3 separate regions of the Mus musculus genome follow, and regions 1 and 2 are each linked to region 3. A link is a loop called in an ENCODE intact Hi-C map of the cell type or tissue named here. Cell type or tissue: left cerebral cortex. All regions are shown on one strand. Region 1 overlaps Cerkl (ceramide kinase-like). Region 2 overlaps Itga4 (integrin alpha 4). Region 3 holds the start of Neurod1 (neurogenic differentiation 1).

Region 1 (8,000 bases), 99 kb after region 3:
ACACTGCGAAGAGTCTTTCACTAAACACCAATCAAGTCTCTTAACAAGAATTGCTCAGACCCCAAATGTCCTGCACTGAACCTATTCAAAAGAACGGCCACAGGAATATTTTTGAAAAAAAAATTGGCACAAAGATTTAAAGATGGGAGCCGGGGGTGGTGGTGCACGTCTTTAATCCCAGCACTCGGGAGGCAGAGGCAGGCAGATTTCTGAGTTCAAGGCCAGCCTGGTCTACAAAGTGAGTTCCAGGACAGCCAGGGTTATACAGAGAAACCCTGTCTCAACACCCCCCCCCCAAAAAAAAAAGATTTAAAGATGGGACGAGGCCTAACACAGCATTTCATTTTGATAAGGAGTGGGATCTCTTTCATTCAGGAGCTTAGTCTGGGGCATCTCTGTTTGACTGCAGTGGAGCTGTTGATTGGATGTGGTTAGTAAGTTTTCGTGGCTTCTAGACAGGAGTCTGAGAAGCTACAAGCCAAAAAAGACTCAGTGTGGCTTAGTCAGCAAAGTAAAAACAGCTTGGTAGATGATGTTTAAGAAATACTATTTCCTAAGATTTTAGAGTTTTAAAACAGGAGTCCCATATGCCTCTAGGAAGACACATTGTGACATATTTCAAAAGCCAAGAGAAACAGCAGATCAACACTCGTGACAGCTGGTGTCCCACTACAGTGTGTTCGAGCAAACAGTGTGGGATCCATGGCTCAAATCTGAGGGAGGTTCAGGTTCCACATTTCTCCTATTTATGCTATAGAATGGCAAAGAAGAGGTTTGTGCAGGCTCAAAGCTCAAAGTGGGAGTTGCACTCACTGTAAGGTGAACACTGTTAAACCAGTTCTTAAGAGTTTATGTTATTGTCAGTATAGTAGCCTTTGCTTTTCCTTTGGACTTTTTATTTCCTGGATTGCACAACTTGTTTCTTTTGATCATAGAACTTGATATACAAAATATACTGTAGGTGGTACTTGGCTAACATTGACTTTTTTTTTTTCAGTTTGACCTTGGTATCTGTATTAATTACTGCTACTGCTGTTTTAAGCCAAACTCAGAAAAATCACCTGACATTCAACATTTCAAAGTTAATATTGGTTGTGATGAATAAGAAAACAGTCCCTTTAGGCCTTTGTCATTATTCTTTTTTAAAAAATATTATTTATTTACTTTTATTTATATGAGTACCCTATAGCTGTCTTCAAACCCACACCAGAAGAGTGTGCATCGGATCCCATTACAGATGGTTGTGAGCCATCATGTGGTTGCTGGGAATTGAACTCAGGACCCCTGGAAGAGCAGTCAGTGCTCTTAACTGCTGAGTCATCTCTCCAGCCCCGTCATTACTCTTTTAGAGAAACAAATAACATACACCCTAACTCCACTTTTCTAGAAAGAATCATTCTACTGAGGCCAAGGGCAAAGTTTACTTGCTCTGAGAACAGCAAGAGTTACCAGATGCAAAGGAATAATTCAAGTAACTTCAGTATAAAGTAAACTTATTACAAAAGAATGATTTTTTTCTTTTCTTATAGTATACCATTTCCTGATGTTCTTATATTAAATACAGTCCTTGGGCTCCTGTCACATACCTGGATGTAATCACAAGAGTTGGACTAGGATTTTTCTCTCTGCTTTGACAAAATACTTGATTTTTTATTTCTTGGGGGAAAACAGCTTAAGGAAGGAGGGGTGTGATTTGGCTCACAGTTTGAAGTAGGTGTAGTCTTTGTGGCAGGAAGGCAGGGCAGCACAGCTGTGAGGTGGCTGGATACATTGTTTCCATTGACAGGACACAGAGAGCATGAATGCTGGTGTTCAGCTAACTTTCTCCTGTTTGTATTTAGTCTAGGAAGATAGCCTGCAGGATGGTGCTGCCCAAGGTCAAGAACTTTCCTTCTTAGTGAATCTTTTCTAGACATACACTTGTAGACTCCCCAGAGGTGTGGTTCCATGCAGATTCTAAATCCACTCAAGTAGACAATGAAAATGCATAGTGACCTAGCAGTTGTTGATATAAATCAGTATATTCCTTTCTAATTTGTTCAGTTTCATGTTGAAGTTACTAGTTAGAATTGATTTTCAAGGTAATACAACTCCAATGAGGCCACATTCTTTGGATTTCATATATAGGATGGAGAATGATATATTGAATGATAGTGTAGACACTCACTAGTGGGTAACCATTGGAAAGCTACTTAATCTTTCTAAACCTTAGTTAGCTTCCTGATCTATAAATGGAATGGATGCTATCAATATCTATTATCTGCAGGTATCACTTAAATAAGTTGATACCTGGAGAGTACTAAGAACAGTGATATATCCACTGTATTGTGAATATATATTCACTATATCATATATATTCAGTATATTCACACTCATATATCACTGTTACTTTATTGTTACAGATACCATTTGGATTTGTTTCAGAAAATTTTCATAACAAAATTTCAAAGATTATTTATTTATCTGGCAGTGTAATATCCAAAATAAATTCAAGACTACCCACTACCTTCCTCCTTCAAAAGAACTTTCAAAACTGTACTAGCAGGACAAGTACAGAGTCAGATAAAAAGCTGGCTGACTAAACAAATATAGAAACATAGTTTTAAGGGTCAAAATTACTAAGCTTCCAAAACAAGATTATCAATTCCCCTGCCCAGCCTCACACTAAAAACCTCAAAGACAGACAAAATGAAAATCACCCTATACAAACTAACCAATGTCTAAAAAGGTTATTGGCTACACCGATTAAAAAAGCCAAACTACCCTGGTGCCTATATCTGGCCCTTACAGAGGTATAAAAAGTGTGTTCTTTCTTTGTTCTGGGTCTCTCCTCCGGCCTGCGTGCTGAGAGGGGCTTCCCCAACATGTTGGATAACTAAAATCCTCGAGCGTTTTGCAACAATGGCGGTCTCTGTGGTCTTTGTGTGAGTGAGGGTCTTTGACAAGCTACAAGAGCAGAATACTCACTAGAAGGACGTCTCTAACCCTAGTAATGAGCTCTATATCTATGATGTATGAGTTTATATATCTATGATGGTGTCACTTGTAGTCATGTGCTGCAATCGTATGTTACACAAGAATCAACTCTTTTCAGCTAAACCAATTTTTTTGGAGGGAAGAGTTTACACGATCCTTTCAGATCACATATAGACATCAGCATGTACATAGTTATGGCTAAGGTTTTTTAACAGAGTTCATGAGACATAGAGGCTCTCATGGAAAAAATCAAAAGCAAACAGATAAGGTTAAAAAACTGGAAGTGACATGCTTTTGAATGTTAACAACCAAATGCTGGTTGGATTAAAGTTAGAATTTTCACTTTTTAAATACCTTGTAACTCAAACTATTTTGTCTATGGAGAACTGTGGAAGATTCTGGTTTTAAAAAGCATGTGGACCTGTGTGGTGCTGTGTCTTCTCAGCCATTGTCTCAAACTAAATGTTTGAAGTTATTTTGAATGATCGTATCCGCTACACAGACACCTGCACTATGTACGTGAGGTTAGAAAATATTTTAGATTCTAGATGTCATGTACGCCAGCTAATCCTGCTTCCTTCTGCTCTGCCTGCTTCCTTGTTTGTAGTGTTGTCTGTGTTGGTGGAGATGGATCTGCGAGTGAGGCCGCCCGCGCTTTGCTCCTCAGAGCTCAGAAGAACGCGGGAGTGGAGATGGACTGCATCCCGACTCTCGTTGGAGCAGAGCTTCCTCTTGGCTTCATTCCAGCAGGCAAGGCGTAGTCACAGATTCCTTCAACCGCTCCTGTCCTAGTTCGCTTTCTATCACTGTGACCAACACCTTGACTGAAACTAAGCTGTGGAGAAGAGAGCTTATTCCGTCTTACAGCTTTCAATCCATCGTGGCGAGGAAGCCAAGGCAAGAACTGGAGCAGAGGCCATGGAAGGGCGGGGCTTACTAATTGTTCGCCATGCTTTCTCAGCTACCATCAGCTCAGGCGTGGCAACACCCACAGTGGGCTGGACTTTCCCATATCGGTGATTAGTGAGAAAAAAATACTTCTTATCCCACAGACTTGCCTACAGGCCAGTGTGATATGGAGGTATCTTTCAAGTGAGGCTTCTTCTTCTAGTTTGCATGTTAACAAAACCAAATCTGTACAGTGCTCTTGTCCTTCATCCCATTTTCTAATATACAAATATACATCGCATAGCCTGAGTCAAGTAGGTCACGTTGGCTCTGATGTAGCCTCATGTATCTCCTAGCATTTCCTTCCACAAGCACATGTGACACTTGGGACAAACCATTTAACCTTTAGGAACCTCATTTTTTTTCTAATCTCCATCAGGAGAATAATGTATAATATCCACTCTGTTGCAAGATTATTGTACTATGAAGTTTGATGTGTATAAAGGGTCTATAGACACTTTTAGCAATTATCAGTAGAATTTTAATTTCACTATGAAAGAATCTAATGACCTCTAGTACTAGAGAGGGAGTTTGAAAACATGGCTGCTCTGAACATGGTATTTACAACGTCTCGGAGGTAAAACATGGGACCCAGGTAGTTGTACTATCAGCAGATAACCTAGAGAGCCAGAAGATTCCTTCTGCCTGGATAGAGAACCCAGGTCCTGGAGGGCAATCTTGCTCATGGCTCTTCATCTCTTATGCCAGGCATATCCCCCAGTGCCTTAGTACAGCAATAATGCTGTTTTGTGTGTATACAGAACATATATTGAGTAAGTAACACCTAAGATGTAGGTTCCACCATAGCATGCACAAATTAAAAAAAAAAAAGCATAGGGGTAACCTGGGAGCCATTAATGGGAGATGATGGTGTCACAGTAGGCCAGCTGGTGGACAGTCCTGCATGCATGCCATGGAAAGCAGTCTGAGTTTGACCTGAGACTCAGGAGAGAACTGTGGGGTATTTCAGATCAGGGGAACCATTCCATCTAATCTAGGCAAGGTTTGATGCAGGGTACAGGATTCCTTGTGGATAAGGTTGGGAGAAAGCAGAGGTCAGAGCCATGGAAATGGAGAAAGGCTATGATTTAGAAAAGAAAATTTTATTATGTGTATAATTCACTCAACCCACTGAGCAATAATAGAGGGAATTTATTACTTTATTTTTCATTTTAAAGAAGAGTTTATATCGCTGCGGTAAAGCACCATGAAGATAGAAAGGGCTTGTTTCATTTTCCAGCTTGTATTAATTACAGTATGTAGAGAAGTCAGGGCAGGAACTTGAGGAAAGAACCCAGAGGCCATAGAGGAATGCTGCTTACTGGCTTGCTCTTCGTAGCTTACGCAGCCTACTTTGTCATGGCATCCAGACCACCTGCCCAGTAGTTACACTACACACAGTGAGTTGCAAGCATCAACCAAGAAGATGCCCACAGGCCAATCTGGTAGGGCACTTTCTCAACTGACATTCCCTTCTCCCCAAATGACTCTGGCTTATGTCAAGTTGATATAAAACTAACCAACACAGAAATCACTGTACAAAACTGTTAAGACAAAAACAGGAAAAATATTTTTTCGTATGAAAACAAAAAAAGTGTGTGATTAAAGAGAATTCCCTGTGCGTTTGATAACCGTATCATGCCACACATTTAGACTTATCCGTACTCTGCATTTTGCTATTATAGAGATCGTGTTCTTATGTACTTAACATGAACGGTTCTGGAAGAGACTAGCTTTTATTATTGTAAAGCATATTTGTAATTTTGCATGTGTATATGTTATTCAGTAGCTACTTATAAAGATATCATTAAAGAAAAAAAAAACAGAAAGGGATCCAAATACCTTTGTGAAGTATAAAGTCTTTCACAAAATCGATAATTTAAACAGGGAGAGATTAGAATACGTCTTAACAATTTAAGATACTTACAAAAACCAATAATGGTCTTGAAGAAGATAATAAATGACCTTGACTAAAGGAGGTAGGGGAAGAGATGCAATTTGGATGATTGCTTCATCCGAATTTATTTCTTGACCCTCAGTGTCGTTTCAGTAGTTCTGCCTGTGGCTGGTGGGAGCTTCCCAGCAGTGTATGTGCCCAGGCTGCTGTTCTTCTCATTAGCGCTTGAATCTCTGAGGTCATTCACTAACCACCATAGCTCAGAAATGGAAAGGGCACCTTCTAAGAAGTGTGCATCTGACATGGAGGGGAGCTGGTTATAAAAATTGGTCATTATGCTCATGTCTGTAATATGTAACCAGTTTTTTGTTTTTTTTTACAACGGCATAATGTTGAGACATTGAGGATCCCTGTCCCCAGTCCTGCTTAATTTCAAAGCACATTTCACATTTGAAAATATTCTGGTTTTCAGGGGCTATTTCCAGGAATGGCATTGCCATCTTTTTGCTTTGAAGATGCAGCAGGCTGCCAAACTCTGGTAGTTGGATAGGAGTTGCAGCTTGCTAATTCTGTCTAATAGGAAAGGACAGTCATGTGTGGGCTGTTTAATATAAGGATGCTATGCCTAGTCAGGGCTTTTGATGAAGAATGGGAACAAGAACTAGGCAGGAAGTTTCCAAGCTGCCCATGAGGAGACAATCTGCCTTTGAAGCCATTTGCCTCCTGGAGAGAGACACCCAGAGGGAGAGTGTTTAGTAAATTACTCCACTGAGCCAACAGACTAAGCCTCTGAATTATCCTCAGACTCAAATGTATCAGATGTGGGAAAGCCTGTATTTGAACTGCTGGCCATTAGGAATGGTGCTTGTTGCTATGGTAACCGGTGCTAAGGAACTATACAAACAGAGTCTGATTAGAAGGGAAGGGGGTTGGGGACTTAGCAAGGAAAGCTGGAGAGGACATTAAAAATTATAAAAAAAAAGCAATCCCGTTGTTGTAAAACAAGACGTAATCCACACGCTGATGGCTCAGAACTATATATTCCTATAGAGTTTGCATAAATAAATTTCATGCTTTCCAATTAATTTGAGAAGAGCAAAATATTGCCGAGGGACCATTAATTTCTATGATATTTAAGGCAAAGAACCCATGTGTAGGTGCTGCTTTCATGAGAATTTTAGACATGCTTGGCTAGGAAGTCATTACATCACATTTATCTGCTTGGATGTGGGAGACATTAACAGCCTTATGAATATTCATGCTGTCTGGTTAATTAACTTAATTGTTCTGCAGAAGTGCTTGCACTATCAAGAACAATTTTTTTCACTTATTTATTTATTTACTCATTCATTCATTCATTCATTCATTCATTCGCTGCTTCTGTTGGAGTCTGTGAGTGCTGCCTTATACTTTCAGACAGGGTTCCACTTTCTCTTCCATGAAATGCTGCATCCCCAACCCCAGATCACCCCAGTTCTTTGTTTTTAGCACATTTCAGCATGGGGGGGAGGGGCAGGTGGGCAAAGTTACTAGTAGCATTTAAAAAATAACTTTTCTTGCAAATTAAAATGTTTACCTTCTGCTATTTATGTGAACAGCATGGTCCTCTCTATTGAGGACTTTTTTTTTCAACCCATGTACAGTTTTCTAGAGGGGAAAAGTACTATTTTCAAATTTATGATTTGTACTTTATGATTTATAAAAGTACTTTCTCCTGAGCTTTCAGGTTTACTTCAGAGTGCTAACGAAATTCTCATTCAAAGATCAAGGTGTGCTTTAATGAGTAGGTGGTAAGTAGTTTCTGACCTCTGGTCACGCTTCCTATGACAGATGAGTTGTGTGAAATTGGAGGACAGTTGCAGAACTTGGCAGGTCATGAAAGCAGCACACTGATTTCTAGCATTCCAAAAGGACTTTGCTTGACCACTCACCATATTTTAGACTCATGAAGCAGTCTGTACTTTGATGTGTCTCCTTAGCTACTGTGCATAACAGTGTTACGTTATGCATCTTAAAACTTTTTCATGGGGAATGCTTTTATAGTCTTCTTCTAACTAACCCTAGGAATGGAGGAAATGATGTCCTGGGATACTGCGATCACTAATCCTGAAGGACCATCTCTAATAATATGTCCTTTCGAAACCTTGACTGTAAAATTGGATGCAGCAAGACAAAAAGA
Region 2 (8,000 bases), 140 kb after region 3:
ATATATTAAAGTATAGGCTCTGAGTCCATAGAATTTACCCTCCCCTTTTGAAATAGCTTCTTGGTAATCTAGAGAAAGGGGTCAATAATCTACTTTTAAAAGGTGAATGTTGCTGGGGTTTACTGACTAGAGGATAGGGAGATCTCAAGGCAACTATCCCTGGGGCTCTCCTCTTTGTGACTCAAGCCTTCTAACAACTCACTGAATAATTTAATAATGAGTGCCATAAACACATGCATGGAGTACACACAGATACATGTCTACTCCAGGACCTGGCTTGAAAAGCAGGATTTCAACCCGGAGGAAGATTAATAGTTCTGGAGTACAGGATGAAGGCTGAGAACCATGGCTTAAAGTGTGGTGCAGGAATTCTGGGTACTTAGCTTAGCACGAAGGAAGACTATTGCTCTGAGATGAGCATCATCAGCATCTTAAAAACAGGGAAGAATTTGTGGCACTCAAAGAATCCTCTCCTAAAACTGGAAGGAAGGAAGCAGACACCTTTCCCCTTAGATCCCAACAAACTTGTGTCTCAAGGGCAGGAAGAACATCTCAAAATAATGGGAGATTGAGTGATGTCTAGACATTAAGAGGAAAACTTCAGTTGTCTATACTAAATGAGTGGAGTAGCTATGGCATTTACATTTGTCTTTAATCTTGAGTGCCTCCTACCACTGTAGTTTCTAGAACTTACCAGGTCTAAGATCTTAATGAAATAAAGGCCTGTGGGGAGTTGGACATTCAGAGTGGTTTCGTAAGCATCATCGCCAGCGTTGAACAAGGACACGTTTAGCATTATGGTCTTCATGCTCCCAACAGCAAGATAGGTTTTATTTTCATATGGCCTAAAAATTAAGGAATGGAAGTAAAAATTCTCCATCCACATATAAAATATTCATAAATATAAACTATAAACTTAGAATAACAACCATGGGATGACCTCATACAAACAGATTTAAAGTTTCAATTTCTCATATTTCAGACATGTTCAAAAAGCTTTCCCCAAATAAAAGTTTGATGCTATTACCTGTTTGATTTTTAATTAGTTATTATAAAATGGTCTTTTGTTTTAATGCCCTCTTGCTTGACTTACATTTTCCTCATTATTTTGCACAATTTTTATTTCATCTTTGAAAAGATATTGAACTAGATGCTACTCAAGCCAAAAGATTAGAAGGGAAACTGAGGAAAAGAGAGAATGAGGACAACATGGGGGAGTTTATTTAAAGTAAACGATAGAACTCCTCTGGCCTACAGGTGGTGGCACAGAGATTTGTTTGAAGGAGACTGAATTCTTCGAGTAGGTTGCCTCTGACAAGACCTAGTTCAAGTTAGAGGCTAAACCACAGAAATGCTTCAACGTCCTGGCAACTACAATATGCAGGTCACTAGAGATCTGGAGACATACAGGCCTTAGAAAAGCATCCTGCCTTTAGGGATAGAATTTCAATGAGTTTGGCTAGGCCTTGGCCACCCAATCTGTAATAATGGTAAAATGACTCTTCAGTGAAGTTTTGGATCAAGCGCATCCCATGAAATCCCTAGAATATGAGGAACTTGGAGCATAATGAAAATGCTGAAACGTACAGAGCTAGAATAATCCAAACCTTTAAGCCCTGTGCTCATCTCTGTGGTGCACAGTGTCGTCTTCTCCAGGCAGGAAAAACAACAAACCCTCATAACTTTCAGTTACTGTATGTTTTGATTTTCTAAGCTTTCCCCAGAGTCATCTAGTAATTCCAAAATTAGAAAAAAAATGGATTAATTAATTCAAACTGGAGCAGGACGTGTGCCAAAGGAACCAGGTGGAGACTGTCTAACAACAGGATGTGTAAAAGGATACGTAAGAACACATTAAGATCTCTGATTTAAAGTCATGCTTAGAGATGCATAATCACTGAGCAAAACTGAGGGTCCCAGGCAGTGAGTCGGCCACTATGTTGTTTCATCACAAAGCATGTTGTTAAAGTTCATTTACCCACCTCCCCCAAAAAGATAGAAGACCCATTTCCAAACAACTGGAAATAACTATTAGATATACACTGGAAACAACTTTGAATGACGAGCCCTTGAAGAGGAGGTGAGCACCTACTTTTGCCAGGGGTAGGAAAAGCATTGCTGTTCACTTTTCTATTCATATGATATTCAGGTTTGCTACTCCTCGAGATCTTTTTGAAAATACAGTCTGACCACTTTGGAGTCTACATGGATTGTGCCTCTGATTTCTGTTTTACATTCATTCTCTCCCCTTACTCTGCCATGTGCCAACAGTGCCAATGAAGCAATGCCCATGGCAGTGACTGTGACAGAAGAGTCCCTGCTTCTCAGCATGACACTGGGACACTCAAGGGTCCACCCTTGTTTCACCTCCCACTGCACAGGGCATCCCTTTGTTTTAGCTGCATCTACATTCAAATAGCTGCCAAACACAAGATGCTTTCTGATTTCCTTTAAGCTCGCCTCCAACCTGAGCATCATCTCCTCATTATGCACCAGCATAGCTTGTACTTGATCTTAAGACTCAGCGTAATAGCACTAACTCTCAGGAAACACTGAGAAGCACATTGTACAATATCAAATCACGGTTGTCTCTCACCACTAGTCTAAATGTTCATGGAAGCAAGAGGCTGGACTATGGATAGCAGAGTTTTTTTCAGAACCAACAAATACAGTTCTGTGGGTTTTTTGTTGTTGTTATTGTTGTTGTTGTTGTTGTTGTTGTTGTTTTAAGTGAGTATCAGATTAAAATGGCTGGGCTACATTCAAGAGGCAAGTAAAGTGCCCCCAAAATATTGGCTACATTATTCATTTTTAAAGGCTTATGAAATTTTCATAATATTTTCAATATCTATTCTGTAAAATTTCAGCTAGAGAGCATGCTTGCCTGTCCTCAATGATACAAAAATTTCAAATCGCTCATTAAGAAACTCAATGTCCAACACTATGTAGTCATGTGATTTCCACCTTAGTCCACATCCAAAAATGTCAACAGTAGCAAGGCTCCTGAAATGACCACATAAACGATGCTCTTAACTAAGGCAAAATCAGTAGTGGAAAGGAAAAGTTACTTTCCAAAATTATTTATTCTTCTGAACACCAGAGTGGATAAACAGAGTTGTAGCTTAGAGTCCTCTTTCTTCATTTAAAACCCTAAGTACATTTCTAAGAAACTAAACTTACTACTTAAAGATTTGCTCCTGTTATTCAAATCGTTTCCCATTTCAAAGCTGTTTGTATAGAAGGAAGCAAGCATCCTAAGATGCAACTTATTAACTGTGGTTAACTGAATACATGTCAGAGACTGGTGTGCCAACCAAGGAAAGACACTGTATACATGAACAATTCACCGGGGCCCCCCTAAATGACCACTGACTCCTGGAACCCACACTCGAGTTTTAGCCAGTGTGGAATCTCATACAAATGTAATTAGATGTAATCCTTGGTAGCTGCGATTTTGAATGTAGTTTCTTTTATTTAAACTTTGTGAAATTAGTTTCAATCGGTGTTTGCAAATTGCTTGTCACTTAAGTCTGTGCTCCACCCTAGTTAGCCACTTGTCTTCTTCTTTGCCCAGTCAGTGGTAAGTAGGATTTCAGTCATTTCCCATGTAGAACTATAATAGTCTCACATTGAATACACACATATACTTGTTCTGTGTATATATCCCTTTGCATTCCTCCTATCTTTTCTCCCTGTATTTCTATTTATCTTGTAAAAACATTTTTTAAATACAAGATTATACATTATGCAAAGTAAATAACAAATTATACTATAAGAGGGTGTGTTTTAACCTAGAAAAAAAATGCTGTACTAAGTGGATGCCACAGGAAACGCAGGCAGGCCAACAGAGTAGGCATCTGGAAACTCCTGTCTGAACGTAAATCATTCCTTTGTTTTTATAAATAAAGTTTTATTGAGTCTAGCCATTCTCGCTTTTGCACTACTGGTACAGATGAGCAACTGAGACTGAGTGCATTTTTTCCAAGAAATTGAAACTGTCACGTTATAAAAACCATTGGGGTGGCTCCTGCTATACAGCCCACATGACTGATGAAAACTTTCAAATTAACAAGCAACATGTGGTATTACTAGACAACTAAAATCCATTATCTTTGCTGTTGGTTTTTGTTTTGTGTTGTCTGGTTTTTGTGGACTAGAGTCATGCTATATGTAGGCCAGGCAGGCCTTGTACTTGTAATTCCATCCCATGCTCTGGCGTGCTGTAATTACAGGTATGCATCGACATGCCTGGATCCATTCTGACATCAACAGAGGGTCCTTAATCTCAGCTGGCAGAGGCTACAGGCTTTTCCCTTAGAATCCAAGTAGAAGTAGAAAAAGTAATCCAGCCCCAAGCCTTTAACCTCCCCTGTAGCACCCTGTAGAAAAGAAGAGAGAGAAATAAAGGATACCCTATGTGAACCAATTCTCTTTTCTGAGCCTTGGATTTGAGAAGCTGTGCAACAAATGAATAATAAATAACAAAGTACTCATTCTAGACCCTGGCTACCATCTCATCCTGGAGGTACTTGACGGAGTGGTCATGAGCTACCCCAGCACGAAGGAGGTGGTGTGGTTTGCTCATGTTGTGAGCCTTTGGACTTAGTCAGCAGGCTTCTCCTTGGCAGCGATTGTTAAATGGTGAGAAGAGAGCCACGCTGCCTTTTCCCTACCGTTCTATCATCCAGTTACGACCGAAGGGACTTTCAAGGTACTCTAAAAGTAAACTTCAGCTTGACATTAAAGTTTAATTAAGACTTGTACAAGAGCTGCTTAGAAATAGACATTTATAAAATATTCTGGCTTGGAACCAAAGCATTAGTCACTGAACACCTTTGGGAAAGAAGTTGGCACTTTGACAGGCAACAGAAGGTGGCAGCGTGGCATCCGCAGCCAGCTTCTGAGACAGCAGCCGATCAGAGCGGCACCAGGCTCCTGTTGTCAGCAAGACTCCCGGTTTAGTTTCCATTTTAAGCTATTTTGCACAATTACCACAATCCCAACTCCATGATTCTTAAAAGTACACCTTTCTATACATCTTCTTTAACAAGAAGCCATTGAAAAGACACCAGCCAGCGTCCTACATACCATGAAGGAGAGCCAGCTGCACATCTGGACGGGTGGCATGACTGAACCAGCGGCTTCCCTGGGACTTACAGTTCATTCTTCATGAAAACATGCATAATGCAGGCTTGAAATTTACAAAGCTGCTTAGAGTCCACATAACTGACACAAGCCCAAGTACTGTGCACACATGGAACCATAACTTAATAAGTGAATGAGGAAACGAGAAAGCTGTTACACCAGGTTCTACATTTTCTCTCAGTGAACATGACTGGATTTTACAAGACATTCACAAAACCTTAGTATTGTCAATATATTCTTTCTTGGTGCAATAAATTTGGTCTCTGAAGATTACTTAGTTTTGATCAGAATGGTAGGGACAAAAAAGGAAGGAAAGAAGGCAGGCAGGAAGGAAGGAAGGAAAGAAATAAGGAAAGAAATAAACAAGGGGGGAAAAGACAACGCAGCAAAATAAAATGTGAATGGTTAGCACAGCTTAATGCTCAAAGACACACAGCAGAATTATCTGACAAAAGAGAAGCCTTCAGCAACTGGCCTCCAGTCCAAAGTTGAATTTCATCTTCTTTTCTTTTTCTTTACTATCATCTGACTTTGTTGAATAAAAGTTCAAGGAGAGAAATGAAAAGGAACTTGGATTAGGAAGCTGGCCCGGAAGTGAGTGGACGTTAGTATCGAAGCATGAACTTCATTCTTCGCCTGCTTCGGGAGGTCAGTCAGGCTTTGATTTTACAAAGGACAGTTGTATTAGATTAGCCTGTTGAAGAGTTAAATGCATGGTGCCAGGTACCATTCACAACTTACTGTCTACTCAGAGTTCCCCACTTGATGCTACCAGAACCCCAGATTACTCAGGCAGTGGGCAGCATTTCTTTGATGTTGCAGAAGATGAGCATTGAGTTCAGCTTTGGGGAATGAAGCCTGATGGCTAACATGACCACAAAGACTCCATTCTCCCTGCGCAGTGACAGACTCGGGGGAATGTCAAGTTAGAGTAAGCATGAGAAGGGAGATTTTTTTCTGAAAAGCTTTCAAAAGAAAACACACACACACACACACACACACACACACACACACACACACACAAAGCAAACAAACACACTCTTGTTCTTGCATCCACTTCCTTTATGGGAATGTTAGCACTAAAATATTATAATCAAAAATAAAAAAACCAAAAGAACATAAAAGACAACCATATATGCAGGATTTCTGGCTGTATAACAGACCCGCAACTACCATTTCCATGCAAATATTATGCCACATATATATTTCTGTAAGTCAGGATTAGTAAAATTCTTGTTACATGAAGTTAAAAGTAGTCCTAAATGTTATGAAAGCAGTCAGAGGAGATTTTTATCACTAATTCTAGAAACATGAAGCATTGAAGAGTAAGGTCATTTATTTCCTGATCCATATGAAAGGTCTGATTGCAGATTCCTTCTTGTTGCCTAATACCTATTATTCTTGTGATTATGATAACGTGTTTGCTCACTGTTATGTTTCTGTGGGAATTCTGGTTGGTTCACTGTCCCAGGAGGTTGGACACATAGAAGGAGGCCTCAGCCTAATGGAACCAGGAGTGAGTGGGAATCAGCACTGCTTGTCAAACCCGAGTGGTTTATTATTGCAGGCTTCAGAAATTCATGTTCCTTACGGAGTAGATGCATTTACATAAAACAGGCTTCTAGATCTGGGACACATAATACCATTAGTGCCAGCAGAGTTACAGCCAGAAGAAGGCATACAACATATGGCCCCAATTTGCAGACGGTTACTGAGAAAGGAGAGAAGACACCTACATGCAGAGATGTTGTATTTTTGTCTGACACAGAATAACTTACTCAAAACACAGTCAAAAGCTTTCACCGTGGCTCTGAAAACTTAATTAGATGAGCTCTCATTTGCACATCCCCCAAATAAGTTATCATTAGCCTCATAGAAATAGTTTGTAACTTTTCAAAATGATGCAAAGGTACTGGTGCCTACTGCTTTGCACTGGAATGTATACGATTCTAAAAACAGTAGCACCTTTCATTGAACCTTCAAAGGTATCAGGTTTTGAGCTAATCACTTGTAATAAGTGCATTTTAAAAAATTTAAAATCCAATAGAGAAGACATAATTTCTACTATTTTATAGCAAGGAAAGAGGAGGTTCATAGGCTTCTCTTAAGGCGACCTTTTGGGTAAAGCAGTAGAAGTAAGAGTTGAGCCAAGTTGAATCTGATCAGCTTGACCTCCCACGTGAAAGTCACCACTGCATTGCTTGCCTGGTTTCAGAGTAATAAAGTCTTGTAGAAAATAATGGAGTAAGAAGGGTGAAATGAGGCAGGGATAAGAGGAAAGGGTACAGGAGGGCTAGCACTAAAAAAAAACATTGAAAGGCCAAATGGAAACTTATGATTGTAGAAGTTATCGAGAGAGAGAGAGAGAGAGAGAGAGAGAGAGAGAGAGAGAGAGAGAGAGAGAGATAGAGATAGAGAGAGAGAGAGAGAGAGAGAGAGAGAGAGAGGAGAAATAAAGCACCAATAGCAGAAGTAGGCTTGAGTGTGACCACCTTGAGAAGCCATGCCCAAAGATGCCAACAGTGGCACAGGTGTATGGGAGTAACCAACCATCTTCTGATTTGCTATAAGGGCCACTTCATACTATGGAACCTAAGCCTGGCAACTGAGGCCAACAACCCAAGACGCTGATGTCTCATAAGACCTAGCAAAGAATCCAGTGCTATTATTCTGCTAAATGGACAAAGTATTTAACAAATTCTCAAAAAACAAAAACAAAAAAACAAAAACCCACGAGTCTTTATGCCCATAGATCAGGACATCTCTTGACCTTAGTCCCAGGTGCTTCTTTTGTAGTAGATTGTGGTGAACACAGAAACTCACAACTGGTCAACCTACAGAGAATAATACCTGGC
Region 3 (8,000 bases):
CACCGGAGACCATTGTCAAGGGAAGGACCCTTCAGTGCACCTCAGTATCTGGGATTGTGAGTGGTTCACCTCTGTCTACCTCTCTGCGCTAAAGCAGTCTTCAGGCTAGGACATAGACTCAGTGATCTTTCTTTACCTTTCCAGCTCGCCTCCCGCAACCCCCCCCCCCCCCACATGTCCTCTGTCTTCTGCTGCCACAAAGGGTTAATCTCTCCTGCGGGTAAAAACAGGTCCGCGGAGTCTCTAACTGGCGACAGATGGGCCACTTTCTTCTGGCCACAAAGGGGCCGGAATGGAGCGCTCCGCGGCATACAAATAGGCAGGTCACGTGGTTCCCGGCTCTTGGCTGGACCGGGAAGACCATATGGCGCATGCCGGGGAGGAAGGAGCAGGGGCGGAGGTACTGTGGGGGTGAGGGGAGTGGTGGTGGAAGGGGGCGGGAGGAAAGTTCTGGGGAGGGGTGAATGAGGGCGGGAGTCGTTCAGTCTGGACGCGTGCGCGATTGCGGGGCGCAGGGACCTGCTCGTTGCTCAGCTCACGGCCCCGCCCGCGCTCAGCATCAGCAACTCGGCTATATAACCCTAGCGCCCGCGCCACCGGGACACGAGGAATTCGCCCACGCAGAAGGCAAGGTGTCCCGAGGCTCCAGGGTTATGAGATCGTCACTATTCAGAACCTTTTAACAACAGGTAATTATGATTCCTATTTTTTACTCTCCCGAGAATAAAAGCAATAATTGAAGAGCTGTACCTTGGTACTTTGCATGCGCACATTTGTGGAGTCGGTTGTCCCTATATTTGAGATCAGTGTCCCTCCTCGTAATTGCCCACAAGTACTCGCACGTAATGAGTCCCAGCACTCAAGTACCCCCTGCAGGCTTTCTAATTACATTTAATTTTTAATAGTATAGAAGCTTTTAGAATGTTTGGGGAGGGGAGTAACTGTAATTATTTGTAAGCGGTTATTTGAAAGTCCCCAAAGCAAACAACCACTTCCAGTTCTCACTTATTCAGGGGAGAAAAGGAGAGAAAGAGAAAAACAAAACAAAACAAAACAAACAAACAAAAACACCTGCTGCCCATAGTTTTATTTGGTGTACAGATATTTAGGCTCATCGTGCATATGAAACTATCTATTTCAGGAGAATGTAGTACTGGAAAACCGATTGGACTCTGAAATAGCTTAGCTGAAATGTAGGGAGAGGGGGAGAAAAGGAAGGAAATTTTCCTGCTACCTGTTACTGTCCCAGAGGCGGCCAAGTCCCCATGCTGGGGCCAGACATTCAGTTGTTTTACTAAAGGCTTTTTACAGTTCTTATGAGAAGCAGCACCTTCACCATTGCCAGTCGCTGACCATTGTAATTACTCCATCTTTTAAAGGGAGGTTTGAGGCGAACTTTGAAAAGCCCCAATAAAGAGCGGGCGGCCCTTTCAATGGGCTGTTTATTAGAGAGGAGCCTTTTGCACCTGATCCCCAGCGCGTGGGAGAGCCTCGCCTGGGAGCCAGAGCTTTTGTACAAGGTGGGAATTTAGCGGGGGCGTGGGGGGGGGGTGGTGAGGCAAAGAAAGAAAGGCAAGAGAGGGATGGAAGACTTGTGCCCACTTCTGTGGCCAAATGTGTTGTCGATAGGAAAATAATTTGATGGAAACTACCTTTCCTCCTCTGTGCATTGGCTCTCCCTTCCATATAATCTTCTTTAAAAATTGGGGTCAGTGCTAGGAAATTACGTAATGGCTTTTCAATTTATTTAAACCTCTAAGTAGTGCGAAGCCAGAGCAGAGATGAGTTCAGAGTATTCCATTTCCAAACTCATCGTTTTTGTGAGTTGGGAGTGACTTGGGACACAGTCAGAAAACCATGCACTCTGTACGCATTTCCACACAGGGCACCTGGCCAGATAATTGCCCTGCACACAGTTGAGCTGATCACTAGGAAAGGCACCCATAGCCACTCATGACAGGCCTAGTGGTACCTACTACGCAGCACCGAGGTACAGACACGCCAGCATGAAGCACTGCGTTTAACTTTTCCTGGAGGCATCCATTTTGCAGTGGACTCCTGTGTATTTCTATTTGTGTGCATTTCTGTAGGATTAGGGAGAGGGAGCTGAAGGCTTATCCAGCTTTTAAATATAGCGGGTGGATTTCCCCCCCTTTCTTCTTCTGCTTGCCTCTCTCCCTGTTCAATACAGGAAGTGGAAACATGACCAAATCATACAGCGAGAGCGGGCTGATGGGCGAGCCTCAGCCCCAAGGTCCCCCAAGCTGGACAGATGAGTGTCTCAGTTCTCAGGACGAGGAACACGAGGCAGACAAGAAAGAGGACGAGCTTGAAGCCATGAATGCAGAGGAGGACTCTCTGAGAAACGGGGGAGAGGAGGAGGAGGAAGATGAGGATCTAGAGGAAGAGGAGGAAGAAGAAGAGGAGGAGGAGGATCAAAAGCCCAAGAGACGGGGTCCCAAAAAGAAAAAGATGACCAAGGCGCGCCTAGAACGTTTTAAATTAAGGCGCATGAAGGCCAACGCCCGCGAGCGGAACCGCATGCACGGGCTGAACGCGGCGCTGGACAACCTGCGCAAGGTGGTACCTTGCTACTCCAAGACCCAGAAACTGTCTAAAATAGAGACACTGCGCTTGGCCAAGAACTACATCTGGGCTCTGTCAGAGATCCTGCGCTCAGGCAAAAGCCCTGATCTGGTCTCCTTCGTACAGACGCTCTGCAAAGGTTTGTCCCAGCCCACTACCAATTTGGTCGCCGGCTGCCTGCAGCTCAACCCTCGGACTTTCTTGCCTGAGCAGAACCCGGACATGCCCCCGCATCTGCCAACCGCCAGCGCTTCCTTCCCGGTGCATCCCTACTCCTACCAGTCCCCTGGACTGCCCAGCCCGCCCTACGGCACCATGGACAGCTCCCACGTCTTCCACGTCAAGCCGCCGCCACACGCCTACAGCGCAGCTCTGGAGCCCTTCTTTGAAAGCCCCCTAACTGACTGCACCAGCCCTTCCTTTGACGGACCCCTCAGCCCGCCGCTCAGCATCAATGGCAACTTCTCTTTCAAACACGAACCATCCGCCGAGTTTGAAAAAAATTATGCCTTTACCATGCACTACCCTGCAGCGACGCTGGCAGGGCCCCAAAGCCACGGATCAATCTTCTCTTCCGGTGCCGCTGCCCCTCGCTGCGAGATCCCCATAGACAACATTATGTCTTTCGATAGCCATTCGCATCATGAGCGAGTCATGAGTGCCCAGCTTAATGCCATCTTTCACGATTAGAGGCACGTCAGTTTCACTATTCCCGGGAAACGAATCCACTGTGCGTACAGTGACTGTCCTGTTTACAGAAGGCAGCCCTTTTGCTAAGATTGCTGCAAAGTGCAAATACTCAAAGCTTCAAGTGATATATGTATTTATTGTCGTTACTGCCTTTGGAAGAAACAGGGGATCAAAGTTCCTGTTCACCTTATGTATTGTTTTCTATAGCTCTTCTATTTTAAAAATAATAATACAGTAAAGTAAAAAAGAAAATGTGTACCACGAATTTCGTGTAGCTGTATTCAGATCGTATTAATTATCTGATCGGGATAAAAAAAATCACAAGCAATAATTAGGATCTATGCAATTTTTAAACTAGTAATGGGCCAATTAAAATATATATAAATATATATTTTTCAACCAGCATTTTACTACCTGTGACCTTTCCCATGCTGAATTATTTTGTTGTGATTTTGTACAGAATTTTTAATGACTTTTTATAACGTGGATTTCCTATTTTAAAACCATGCAGCTTCATCAATTTTTATACATATCAGAAAAGTAGAATTATATCTAATTTATACAAAATAATTTAACTAATTTAAACCAGCAGAAAAGTGCTTAGAAAGTTATTGCGTTGCCTTAGCACTTCTTTCTTCTCTAATTGTAAAAAAGAAAAGAAAAGAAAAAAAACCAACAAATTGCACAATTTGAGCAATTCATCTCACTTTAAAGTTTTTCCTGCTCGCTCCCTAAAATAGAAACCAGACCCATAACACTCAAGAGGATGAAAACCGAAATGCATTCCTTATCAAAACACATCAATTCATTACTTGCACAAGCTTGTAAATACATATTATAAATAAATGCCAACACACACTCCTTTAAATCAAAAGCTGCTTGACTATCACATACAATTTGCACTCTTTCTTTTTAGTCTTTTACTTCTTTGAATTCCATGATTTTACGGAGTGTTTGAAGATATTGATGTTTCCAGAAAATATAAATGCATGATTTTATACATAGTCAAACAAATGGTGGTTTGTCATCTATTCATGTAATAAATCTGAGCCTAAATTTATTCAGGTTGTTAATGTTGGGTTTTTATACCTGTGTAGTCAGTTAGTACAGTAGTTTAAATAAAATTCAAACCATCGAATTCATAATTAGAACAATAGCTGTTGCATGTAAAATGCAGTCCAGAATAAGTGCTGTTTGAGATGTGATGCTGGTACTACTGGAATTGACATGTACTGTAATCTTGTTTGTAATCCTGTGTATTATGGTGTAATGCACAATTTAGAAAACTCCCATGCAGTTGCAATAAAAATAGTATGGAAAATCAAAACAATTGTTTCATTTCTTTCGAAAGTGGATTTTAAAGAGTAAAATTGTAGCGAGGAGGATCAACGTCTGTATTTGCTGAGTTAAATGTTAAACATTAGGAATAAAATATAGAGTTGAGCTTGTCCTGTGCTTAGTCTGTTATCTTGCTTAGAGGGTCACTGGCTTCTCAGATAACAAACAGACCTCGCCTCTGTTTTATTATTTGGAGTATTGAGCACAGAGTAAGCTGGACAAAAAACTCTGGTTTTCTAAAGGTGAAACGTCTTCACCTTTACTCTCTTTGTTTGTTTGTTTGTCTCTGTTTGTTGAAATGATTGTTAGAAGTTTCTTTTATTTTTCAGGCGGATTTACTTAAGTATTAACTAGCAAGACATAAGCAAATACCTTAGTTTAATTTGTTTATACATATTTAAAGCATAAACAAAATTGAATATTTTCTCACTGTTCTGTTATCTGTATCTTTCCTGAACTAGATAGCTTTCTTTCAAACAGTCCTGCACTCCAAACTATATATCTGATATTGTAGGAAAATTATTTAATTAATTGAAAGGCTCCCAAAAGATGAGGCATTTTATAATGGTTCTATTAAGTGTTTGGGATGTCTTCACTAATTGTTCCACTAAAGTGCTAGTGAGCTTTTGGTACATAAGTATATACTATTTGTGTTCTATTTTAGGAGTGTATATTACTCCACAGTTTTCTGTACAGTCCTGCTATTTTATATTTTGATTTTATAAACACACACACACACACACACACACACACACACACCACACCACACCACACCACACCACACCACACCACACCACACCACACCACACCAACTTAACTTCTGGTAAGTCTACTTAATAAATAGTTTGGCATTTCCCTTCCCATGAGAAATGACTGACAGTCTTGATTTTTATGGAATAGCATTTTGGCAGTTGTATTGTCTCTACTGTGATTCTGATTGCTGTCATTGTTCCTTCTCTGATTCGGATACCACATTGGATGCCTACCTCCCTTGCAAGCATGTTCCTTTAATCTCCTTCTCGTTGGTGGCTTAAGGGTTCCAGAAAACTGACCTTATTTAGTAAGCTGCTCCAGAAAAACGTGAGTAATCTAATAGACAGGAACAATTAGCCATAGTAATAACGTTGCCAACGAGGCCCCATCAAGCTGTGACAGTAGCAGTAAGGGATATTTCAACATTCAAAAAAATTAATGTAATTTAAAATAATGTTTTCTACCAGCCTTTATCACACACAGAAATACATTAAAGCTGGTCCCAACTTTACCCCAAATGTAGTTGTCTCTTTCCAAGTGAATCAGAGCAGTTATTTTGGAATCAAGCTGTTGCTTCCTAGCCTGGATTTTTCTCACCATTGACTTTAGGAGACACAATACTGATAGCAGAATCCTTCAGCCTCCCAGCACAGGAAACCATAAAGTGAACATTCAGATCTGATCTGATCTATTAAGCAGCTCAGTTTCACCTGTAATTAAAATTAGACATCTCCATGCAAACTAAAAACTGTTGCTAGAGTCAACAGAAGAACCAAGGGTGGTGTTTCTAGAATCACAACATTTAAAATGGGAAGCAAAAGAATCTAGACTATGGGTTTCATTAGAGGTAGGCGTGAAGGATGAAGGCTCTGCTTCACTCTTTTTCTTTTTCATTTTGTGTGTGTTTAAAATTTCACTCTAAAGGCGTAGGGATTCTTTCAGTCAGTCAGGGAGTAACTCACATGCCACCATCTTTTATTCAAAGGCAGGCACAGATGTTCCTTCTGCAGGGAAGGTTTTAATTTATGAAAATGATATTGTTTATGCATGAATGAACTGCATGCACCCTGCATAACGCATAGCACTTCCATCTGATCAGAGAAATACCACCAAACCAGCGCCAATGTCAGAAACATATTCTACACATTTACTCACTCAAATGTTTAATGAATATTTGGAATGCATTTTCAAACCATAAGAAATCTTTTAAATTATCTCCTTCATTTCTTTTATGAATTGTTAAGCACATTTTAAAGATACTTTTACAGTCTTTATGTTTGCTTAATCCTTATGTGAAGCTAATAAAAAACAGTTTTTTTTTTTTTGTGAAAACCAAGAAAAGAGGGGGGGTGAGCTGATAGCTTTGGACCAAGAAAAATATTTCATGTGGTTTGCCTATGTGGTGCTTGATATAATATTTGGGTTCTATATTCTTGTTCTTCGTGAGCAATTGATGTTCCTATCCTAGAAAATACAGCTTTGTAATATTAAAACACCTGGAAAACTTATTTCTAGAAGAAGCTGGCAGATTATTTCATAGTAGGAGAGGAATTTTAGTTAAATATTTTAACTACTGTATAATTCTTATAGAATAGGACTACTCCATAAAATTTAAGTTTTATTTTTATCAATTTCAATGTTATATCTATATCTATTTTTAACTATTAAAAAGACCATTTCATGAACCTACTAATGGAACACCACATATTCTGAGTAGCCTACAGATTTTTAGATTTATAATATGTTATAGCAAAATGATATTGCAGCCAAATTCTAAGTAGTGCAGTTTATTGTTTAAAAATATCAGTATGTTTTCATCATTTGAACATTTATATAAATTCTTACAAAACTGATGCATCTTCTGCAAGAGGCCTAAATTCTGCAATTACTAAAATGATATATGGATCATTAGCTAACAGTATGAGCCAAGCTGTTTTAGTTCTATAATTATATGAGAAATTTGAACTGAAATATCTATTAAACAATTAATAAAACTAGGTTTCAAATGCAGATTGGTTTTGTCCTAATGGAAAATTACCAAGCTATTTATGAAGTTGTTCTTAAAACCCCTCTTTCAAAAAAGCATCTATAGCCTCTTATTTTATGAAAGAAAAAATACCTAAATAAAAATTTCAGTTCAAGTAACCATGAAAAACTAAAAGAGCCAATGTGACATCTTGTGGAACCCCAGGACTGAAGATTCATGTTATCATTGTAAGAGGCACTCTGGAGTCAGATGAGCAGTGATTTGTATGGTGGCATAATCATTGGCTCCTGGCCAGGCATTGTGTTTCAATGGACGCCATTATCAGGAACCATTCAGCTAGAAATCTGCACTGTATGCACGCAGAAGTTGAGATCATATGCCTTCCTATGTCAGAAAATTCTGTGCTGGCAATTGACTCGCACAGTCTCTCCACGCACACTAACACTTGGTTCAATGGCTCTGATGGTATTAACAATGGAGCCAAGCTAGTGGCATATACAAGGCCACACAGTCTCCGGGGAAGGCTGAATAAACTGCTAATTTAAAAATACCTTGAAATGCAGAACATTGTGTTAATGGTGGACTAAATCTTTAGATACATTAAGGATGGATTTGGCCACCTACACACTTAGGGAATCGTTTTTTT

The links. Hi-C counts contacts between places; a loop is a spot of excess contacts. Peaks named below come from ENCODE experiments on the same cell type or tissue, not always from the same donor. Only the 100,000 strongest peaks of a DNase experiment are listed, where the experiment ranks them.
Region 1: it touches region 3 in a loop (2.9-fold over the local background); 2 of 42 quality-filtered maps call a loop at or near these places.
Region 2: a loop joins it to region 3, with 11 times the contacts of the local background. A loop is called at or near these places in 2 of 42 quality-filtered maps.

Annotation. Positions count from the first base shown.
Region 1 is chr2:79,350,648-79,358,647 of GRCm38, reverse strand. It overlaps Cerkl (ceramide kinase-like), which reads left to right. Exons shown (of 13, transcript NM_001048176.1): 5 at 3,584-3,726. Among named protein-coding and RNA genes, the nearest start is that of Gm22606, 6.3 kb to the right of the region's middle. In left cerebral cortex, no CTCF peak of the experiment used is centred here; DNase peaks (open chromatin) are centred at 620 and 3,664.
Region 2 is chr2:79,306,538-79,314,537 of GRCm38, reverse strand. Itga4 (integrin alpha 4) reads right to left here. Exons shown (of 28, transcript NM_010576.4): 18 at 695-845. Among named protein-coding and RNA genes, the nearest start is that of Gm22606, 38 kb to the left of the region's middle. In left cerebral cortex, no CTCF peak of the experiment used is centred here; DNase peaks (open chromatin) are centred at 4,777 and 6,814; H3K27ac peaks cover 313 bases.
Region 3 is chr2:79,449,240-79,457,239 of GRCm38, reverse strand. Neurod1 (neurogenic differentiation 1) reads left to right here and starts at 604. Exons shown (of 2, transcript NM_010894.3): 1 at 604-689; 2 at 2,192-4,603. The coding sequence starts at 2,203. The coding sequence ends at 3,276. In left cerebral cortex, a CTCF peak has its summit at 3,109; DNase peaks (open chromatin) are centred at 2,866, 3,224, 5,863, 6,373 and 4 more places; H3K4me3 peaks cover 4,125 bases; H3K27ac peaks cover 3,391 bases.